Linked DNA regions of Homo sapiens: region 1 is linked to region 2. A link is an interaction called in ENCODE POLR2A ChIA-PET data of the cell type or tissue named here. Cell type or tissue: PC-3. All regions are shown on one strand. Each heading gives the region's core, and the rest is flanking DNA. Links, peaks and the distances in the headings are about the cores only. Region 1 has its middle 20 kb from the start of GPRC5A. Region 2 has its middle 2.4 kb from the start of MIR613.

Evidence for each region. ChIA-PET counts read pairs that join two places held together with the same protein. Peaks named below come from ENCODE experiments on the same cell type or tissue, not always from the same donor. Only the 100,000 strongest peaks of a DNase experiment are listed, where the experiment ranks them.
Region 1: POLR2A ChIA-PET joins it to region 2 with 5 read pairs; 2 of 35 experiments call an interaction of 5 or more read pairs at or near these places.

The regions. Positions count from the first base shown.
Region 1 is chr12:12,869,854-12,874,247 of GRCh38, forward strand. No RefSeq gene overlaps it. Among named protein-coding and RNA genes, the nearest start is that of GPRC5A, 20 kb to the right of the region's middle. RefSeq lists an enhancer at 1,895-3,094. In PC-3, for the core only: no CTCF peak of the experiment used is centred there; DNase peaks (open chromatin) are centred at 798, 2,678 and 3,228; H3K4me3 peaks cover 1,278 bases; H3K27ac peaks cover 4,000 bases.
Region 2 is chr12:12,764,880-12,769,273 of GRCh38, forward strand. It overlaps a transcript of APOLD1 not described here. Among named protein-coding and RNA genes, the nearest start is that of MIR613, 2.4 kb to the left of the region's middle. In PC-3, for the core only: no CTCF peak of the experiment used is centred there; no DNase peak of the experiment used is centred there.

The DNA.
Region 1 (4,394 bases), core at 194-4,193, 100 kb after region 2:
TGGGATTACAGGTGTGAGCCACCATGCCTGGCAGTTCTGAAGTTCTTTTGGAAATCTCCACACTGCTTTCCACAGTGGCTGAACTAATTTACATTCCCACCAGCAGTGTGTAAGCATTCCTTTTTCTCTGCAACCTTGCCAGCATTTGCTATTTTTTGACTTTTTAATAATAGCCATTCTGCCGGGTGCGGTGGCTCATGCCTGTAATCCCAGCACTTTGGGAGGCGGAGGCGGGTGGATCGCCTGAGGTCAGGAGTTCGAGACTAGCCTGGCCAACATGGTGAAACCCCATCTCTACTAAAAATACAAAAAACTTAGCCAGGCGTGGTGGCGTGTGCCTGCAATCCCAGCTATACGGGAGACAGGCAGGAGAGTCGCTTGAACCCAGGTGGCGGAGGTTGCACTGAGCCGAGATCATGCCATTGCACTCCAGGCTGGGTGACAAGAGCGAGACTCTGTCTGAAAAAAAAAAAAAAAATACATATATGTAATAATAGCCATTCTGACTGGTGTAAGTTGGTATCTCCTTGTGGTTTTGATGTGCATTTCTCTAATGATTAGTGATGTTGAACATTTTTTCATATATTTGTTGGCCACATGTATGTCTTCTTTTGAGAAGTATCTGCTCATATGCTTTGCCCATTTTTTAATGGGGTTGTTTATTTCTTGCTTGTTGAATTGTTTAAGTTCCTTACAGATCCCCAGAGTGACTTTTCCAAGAGACTTGCACGGAATTCGCAAGGCTTTTTATGACCTAGCCCTGGAATTTATTCAGCATCCCTTCTGCTGTATTCCACGGTGAGTCACAGGGTCAACTGAGATTCAATATCCGAGAGAACTACGTAAGTCCATGGTTATGGGAGGCATCATTCAGTGGGTGCTGTCTTTGGAGTGTAACTACCATTGAGGGGAGATAGCAGCCTGGCAAGGGAAACCTTCTCAGAGGAGGAGATGTTTACAGGGGAACTCTCGGACGAGGAGGAGGAGTTAGCCAAGTGAAGAATGGGGGAGGAAAGGAAGGGTCTTCCAGGTGGAAGGAGCCTCGTGTACAAAGACCCAGATAGAAGGGGTGAGGGCAGGATAAGCAGGTTGTATTCAGGTTCTATATCATTTACTTGTTGAGTGACTTTGGATAGTTATTTAACCTTTCCACTTCTGTTTTCTCATCTGCGAAATGGAGATAATTATAGTTAATATCTAGTAGAGTTGTAAATATTAAATAAGTTAATGCAGAAAGTATTTTATTAATCTATTTTTATTTGTCTTTCTTTTTCAAACACCAACTTGAACCAGAAGGAAGAGTTTTTTAGAACAAACCTGATACATAGGAAACAATAGATGATGGTCATTGTTGCTATTATTAGTATTATACAGGGAGCCGTGGGTATGTAAATATACAGCTGGAACATAGAATTTAAGAAAGTGAATGGAGAGGCCAGGCGCAGTGGCTCATGCCTGTAATCCCAGCACTTTGGGAGGCTGAGGTGGGCGGATCGCTTGAGGTCACGAGTTCGAGACCAGCCTGGCCAACATGGTGAAATCTGTCTTTACTAAAAATACAAAAATTAGCTGGGCATGATGGCGTGTGCCTGTAATCCCAGCTACTTGGGAGGCTGAGGCTGGAGAATTGGTTGAACCCAGGAGGTTCAATTGTGCCACTGCACTCCAGCCTGGGCGATAGAGCAAGACTCAGTCTCAAAAAAAAAAAAAAAAAAAAAAAAAAAAAAAAGAGGGTGAATGGAGAGAGAGATATCATTCTGGAATGGTAAACAGGGGCCAGATCACGAATGACTTTGTAAGCCATACATGGTTTTCTGAACTTGTCCTAGAGTAAGTGAAGAGAGGTTGTGTTTGTTTTTGAGATAGGGTCTTGTTTTGCCACCCAGGCTGCAGTGCAGTGGCGTGAGCACAGCTCACTACAGCCTCGACCTCCTGGGCTCAAGCCATCCTCCCCACTCAGCCTCCGGAGTGGCTGGGTCTATAGGTGAGCACCACCATGCCCAGTTAATTTTTTATTTTTTGTAGAGATGGTATCTAACTATGTTGCCCAGGCTCGTCTCAAACTCCTGGCCTCAAGTGATCCTCTCGCCTTGGTCTCCCAAAGTGCTGGGATTACAGGTGTGAGCCACTGGGCCAGGCTGAGAGGTTATGGATTTTGAGGAGAGTTGAGCAGATTTGGGGTTTTAGGAGGATCTCTACACAAAAGGCTTCTAGAGTGGGGAATGCTTTGGAGAGAAGAAAAACTAGAGACATGGAGATCAGCTGGAAGCCACTGTGGTGGTCCAGGAGAGGCTTGTGGGGGCTGGGCCTGAGGTTGTGCTGAGGGGGATGAAGAGAAGTGGACCTGCTAAAGGTCACAGTGCTGGTTAGTGACGGACCAGGGGCGGGAGCTGTTGACTAATTACATAAGAATTTCCTGCCAGGAAATTAGCCTTTTTTTCTTGTTTATTTAGGCATGAATTTAATATATGTGCTACTTGATAGAAACAGATAAGTAACTACAAGTAACTGGGCAGGGATGGTTAGCTGGGAGGTATGGATTTCATTTCCATTACTAATGCCTGCAATTGCTGATAATAGACGTGCCCCAGGAATCGCTGCAAGGGAAATGGAGCAAGGTGAGCCATTCTCTTTGAAGGAGTTTTTTCCAGCTCTACCGGTTTATGTGTATAGGGTCACACCCTACCTTCTTATAACTGCCTCATTTGTTCTCCTTTGGGTCAGGCTGAAAGTGTTTGTTTGCTTTTTCTGGTTTTATTGGCATAGAAAACTCTAGCAAGATGTGATTGGCCACTCTGTGGGGGCATCACTGGCCTTTCAAGCTGTGTTTCTCAAACATTCTCTGTGGACGCAGATTGGTCATGGCATCTGCATTCCTGGAAGGTGCAGGCTGATGGGTGGAGCGGAGGAGTTTTGAGGAGCCAGATGAGATGAGGCACCTGGGGACAGGTGACCCCAGCAGCTGCCGCTTGCAGGAGAGAGCTTCTGAGGAAAGACATCTGAGTCAGCAGGGTGACTGCTGGGACTGTGGGCAAAGCATGAGCCCAGCGGTGTTCTCATCCACCCAGTTAGGCGACCCTGAAGGTCTATGATGATAATCTAAATGATCCCTGAAAGGATCTGCTCTAATCTCTTCGCTGGTCCATGAACCTGCCAGGCTTGTTCTGATTCCGTATGGGAATTTGATTGATAAAGTCCTATGCATTCTTGAGTCACCCCCATCACCCACCCTCTACTCCCTTTGAAGAACCACAGAGGGAAGAGTAGACACCATACAGCTCACACTGACTCACTTCTGTGTTCAATGCATTGCTCCTCTTAGTCTCCCAGCTTTTCTAGAAGCCCTCTGAGGGCTTTTTTTTTTCCTTTTCTTTTTGAGACAGGGTCTCTGTTGCCCAGGCTGGAGTGCAGTGGCATGCTCTCAGCTCGCTCTGCCTCCTGGGCTCAAGTGATCCTCCTACCACAGCCTCCTGAGTAGCAGGACTACAGGTGCGCACTACCACGCCTCGCTAATTTTTGTATTTTTAGTAGAGATGGGGTTTCACCATGTTGCCTAGGCTGGTCTCAAACTCCTGACCTCAAGTGATCTGCCCACCTCAGCCTCCCAAAGTGCTGGGGTTACAGGCGTCAGCCACCGCACCTGGCCCTTCTGAGGGCTTTTTATTCCTTCTATGTTCTCGTAACTCCTCTCAGAGTTTTTAGGTGACCTCTGTTGATTGACAGATCCAGAAGTTTGGAAGATGTGTCAGCCTGAATTTACAGATTGGGAAGCCGAAGAGGAAGGGTTTAGCCACCTGCCCAAGATTGTGAGAATTGGCAGTTATTCACCAGATAACCAGGAACAGTCCTAGAGTTAAACATTTTACATACATTTGTTGTTTAATCCTTTCAACAAAGCCTAAGAGGTAGAAGGTCTCATTATCCCCATTTCATAGCTGAGGAAATTGAAGCTTACAGTTTTTAAATAACTCCACTGCACTTACATGTCAAACTCAGAATTAAACCCAGTCTTATTCCTAACTGCTTCTCATTTTCAGCACTTCCTACATTGTATTACAGCTTCATCTACTTGCCTTCTCTGCAAATTAGACTATTACCTTTTCTAAAGGCAGGAACAATACTTTTTATTTTAATCAGGACCTAGCACACAACCTGATACATAGTTGATGTTTAATGAATGATTATTAACCAAATGTTAAAAGAATAAAGAGCTGGTGATAAAGCTAACTTCTAGTCCAGGTATGCACTGCCTCCCTGCAAAGGCCAGGCTGGCCTGCTCCCTTTCAGAATGGGATCTCATAGGAGCCTCTTCTCTACTCAAAGTGACACCATCAGACCCCATATATGGGGAACAATGTTACTTCCTGGTTTCCTTTAAAAGCCCTTTGGGAGGA
Region 2 (4,394 bases), core at 198-4,197:
TTAATGCAATAAAGATTTGTTTCTTATTCATGCTGATGTTCCTGGCCTGAGAGTTCACCAGAGCAGCTCTTCTCTAAGCAGCAAATTCAGGGATCAGGGCTTCTCCCATCCTGTGCATCTGCCATCTTGGAACCTTCATTTCCAGCCATGTAGAGGAAGAGAGAAGGAGCCTGAGAGACTGGGAGAGGAGTTTTATGCAAGGGAGTGCTGGGAAATGTAGTCTTCCTGGTTCTGCAGGCTGTATAAGAGGCAAAGACCAGCATCTGCTTCTGATGAAGGGCTCAGGAAGCCTCCAATCATGATGGAAGGTGAAGAGGAACCAGAGAGGAAGGAATGAAAGTTTCATTTTAAAAATTAGAGATGAGGTCTTGCTATGTTGCCCAGGCTGGACTCGAACTCCTGGGGTCAAGTGATCCTCCCACCCCAGCCTCCTGAGTAGCTGGAACTACAGTCTCATATCACCACACCCGGCTCAATATATTTTTATATTATAGAAATTTGTTATAAGAATTATGCATTTTTTGTGATTAAATGAATAAAGATAAACTATATTTTGCATAAAAAGAAAGCACTGTTACACTTAAGGCGAAGACAAAGGTAAGAAAACCCCTAAATGGTTATTAAACATTTAATTCACTTAAGGGCACTGCAGAGAGGAAACACTTTTAGAAATCTATGTTAATTCTGTTAACATTAAAGCCAAAGTGTAGGCTGGGCATGGTGGCTCAGGCCTGTAATCCCAGCACTTTGGGAGGCCAAGGTGGGAGGATTGCTTGAGCCCAGGAATTCAAGACCAGCCTGGGCAACATGGTGAAACCCCATCTCTACAAAAAATCAAAAATTAGCTGGGTGTGGTGGCACAAACCTATAGTCCCAGCTTCTCAGGAGGCTGAGGTATTAGGATCTCTTGAGCCTGGTAGGTTGAGGCTGCAGTGAGCCACGAGTGCACCACTGTCGTCCAGTCTGAGCAACAGAGTGAGGTGCTGTCTCAAAAACACCCAAAAAACAACAAGAACAAAATGTCAAAGTCAAAGAGTAGATCTTCTGTGCTCTAGTGTTGGTTAGGATCCTCTGTTGCAAAGATCAGAAATCAAGTCACTCAAGGAATAAAAGGGGAGTTGAAAAAATAGGAATATATGAATGGCTCATAAAATGGAATGATGGCAGGAAATAAAAGTTAAGACTCTCTGTTTGCCTCTCAGGACCTTATCTCTTAATTTTCTCCAGTAAACAAAACAAACTTTCTCTGCTCTTGGGGGAATATAATGGGAATAATATGGCTGCTTCACAGATCCTGAGTTCCATATTTCAGTTCCAGTCATTGAGAAGACTGCCTCAACTCTCTTTAGGTCCATATTCCAAAATCTTGAAAGAATTTGATTGGCAAATTTGGTTTGGATGTCTACCTTTAGTCCAATTAGCTATAGTCAGTGGGCAGGATCATGTAATATAGTACCAAGATACTGGAATATTTTAAATGGAGATAAAGAGATGTTGTCAGGTTAAGGTGGGGGCCATAAGTTCCCAAGCTGCCTACTACAGTTGCACAAAGGACAAAGAATATTATAGATTGATGAGCTAAAAATCACTTTTGCATTGCCCCACAGCTAAAAAATTTAAAAAGAGATTTCTGAGAGAGCCATAAAAAGGCAATAGTAAAACACTGATATAAAATCAGCTGGGGCCAGACAGGGTGACTGACACCTGTAATCTCAGCACTTTGAGAGGCTGAGGTTATCTGCCTGGATCACCTAAGGTCAGGAGTTTGAGACCAGCCTGGCCAACATGGCGAAACCCTGACCCTACTAAAAATACAAAAATTAGCTGAGTGTGGTGGCACGTGCCTGTAATCCCAATTACTCAGGAGGCTGAGGCAGGAGAATCGCTTGAACCCGGGAGGTGGAGGTTGCAGTGAGCCAAGAGCACACTCCAACCTGGGTGACAGAGTGAAACTATGTCTCAAAAACAAAAAACAACAAAACAAACTAAAACAACAAAACAAAACAAATAAACAGAAAAAAAGAATTAGCTGGTAAATCAGCTGGCATATACTATCAGAATAATAAATAAGAGTTGGCCCCCTGGGCTGGGTGCAGTGGCTCATGCCTGTAATCTCAGCAGTTTGGGAGGCCAAGGTGGGTGGATCACCGGAGGTCAGGAGTTCGAGACCAGCCTAACAAATATGGTGAAACCTCATCTCTATTAAAAATACAAAAATCAGCCGGGTGTGGTGGTGCATGCCTATAGTCCCAGCTACTCAGGAGGCTGAGGCAGGAGAATTGCTTGAATTTGGGAGGTGGAGGTTGCAGTGTGCCAAGACCACGCCAGTGCACTCCAGCTTGGGTGACAGAGCAAGATTCCGTCTCCACAAAATAAATAAGAGTTGGCCCTCTGTATTTGTGAGTTCTGCATTTGTGAATTAAACCAACCACTGATTGGAGTTATTCAGAAAAATTAAAAACAACCGTACAATAATAAAAATAATACACATTAAAAAATTGGCCAGGTGCGGTGGCTCACACCTGTAATCCCAGCACTTTGGGAGGCCGAGGTGGGTGGGTCACTTGAGGTCAAGAGGTTGAAAGTAGCCTGGCCAATGGGGCAAAACCCATCTCTACTAAAAATAGAAAAATTAGATGGGTGTGGGGGCCCGCGCCTATAATTTCAGCTACTCGTGAAGCTGAAGCATGAGAATTGCTTGAACCCGGGAGGCGGAGGTTGCAGTGAGATCGTGCCACTGCACTCCAGCCTGGGCTACAGAGGGAGACTATGTCTCAAAACAAAACAAAAACAAAAACAAAACTAGTATAACAACTATTTACATAGCACTTACATTGTATTAGGTATTATATGTAATTTATAGATGATTTAAAGTACATGAAAGGAGGTGAGTAGGTTATACGCAAATCCTATGCCTTTTTTTTTTGACGGAGTCTCACTCTGTCACTCGGGCTGGAGTGTAGTGGTGTGATCTCGGCTCACTGAAACCTCCGCCTCCTGGGTTCAAGTGATTCTTCTGCCTCAGCCTCCCGAGTAGCTGGGACTACAGGCACGTGCCACCATGACTGGCTAATTTTTTTATTTTTAGTAGAGACGGGGGTTTCACCATATTGGTCAGGCTGGTCTTGAACTCCTGACCTCGGGATCTGCCTGCCTCGGCATCCCAAAGTGCTGGGATTACAGGTGTAAGCCACCGTGCCCGGCCTACTATGCAATTTTATACAAGGATCTTGAACTTCTGTGGATTTTGGTATCTGTGGGGAGTCCTCAAACCAAACTCCCATGGATGCTGAGGGACAACTGTACAAATATTGAACAATTGAAAAGGTCACAGATAACTAGATGTAAAAAATAGTTACTGGCTTGAAAAAAGGTAAGAATACCTGATAATTGCACCACATTGTGTAGGTCTCACAGGGTTTCCATATTCCCTTTCCAATATAATAAATAAAACCTTGTAAAAGCAATTGAGGCTGAGTGCAGTGGCTCATGCCTGTAATCCCAGCACTTTGGGAGGCTGAGGCAGGAAGATCATTTGAGTCCAGGAGTTCGAGACCAGACTGGGAAACCTAGGGAGTCCCAATCTCTACAGAAAATTAAAAACAAAACAAAACAAAACAAAAAAACCAACCAGGTGTCATGCACCTGTGGAGTCCCAGCTACTCAGGAGGTTGAGTTGGAAAGATTGCTTGAGACCAGGAATTCAAGGTGGCAGTAAGCGCTAATCACGCCACTGCACTCCAGCCTGGGCAACACAGCAAGACCTCATCTCTTAAATTAAAAAAAAAAAAAAGCAATTGAGTCTCAATAAGTCAAGTCACTTGCTTGAAGTCACACACAAACCACAGACTTAGGACTCAAACTCCTCGTTTTCACTTTATGTGCAGAGGCCTAACTTATAGAAAATGCCTCCTACCTTTTTCAAAGGTAGTTTACTTTTTTTTTTTTAGCATTGAAAGTAAAGGCAGAAATGACTTTTAAAGTGCTACATTTTCAGGGAAAAAAAGTGGATTAGGAACATTAGTTTCCATTCTGGCATGTAAGGAGCTCAGAAGTCACTACTCCTGGCTGGGCACCGTAGCTCATGCCTGCAATCCCAGCACTTTGGGAGGCTGAGGCAAAAGGATTACTTGAGCCCAGGAGTTCAAGACCAGCTGGAGCAACGTGGCAAAACCCCATCTTTACCAACTATACAAAAATTAGCCAGTCGTGGTGGCACATGCCTGTAGTCCCAGTTACTTGGGAGGCTGAGGTGGAAGGATCACTTGAGCCTAGGCAATTAAGGCTGCAGTGGGCCATGATTATACCACTGCACTACAGCCTGGGCAACAGAGCAAGACCTCCAGCTAAAAAAAAAAAAAAAAAAAAAAAAGTCACCACTCCATCTTAGCAAG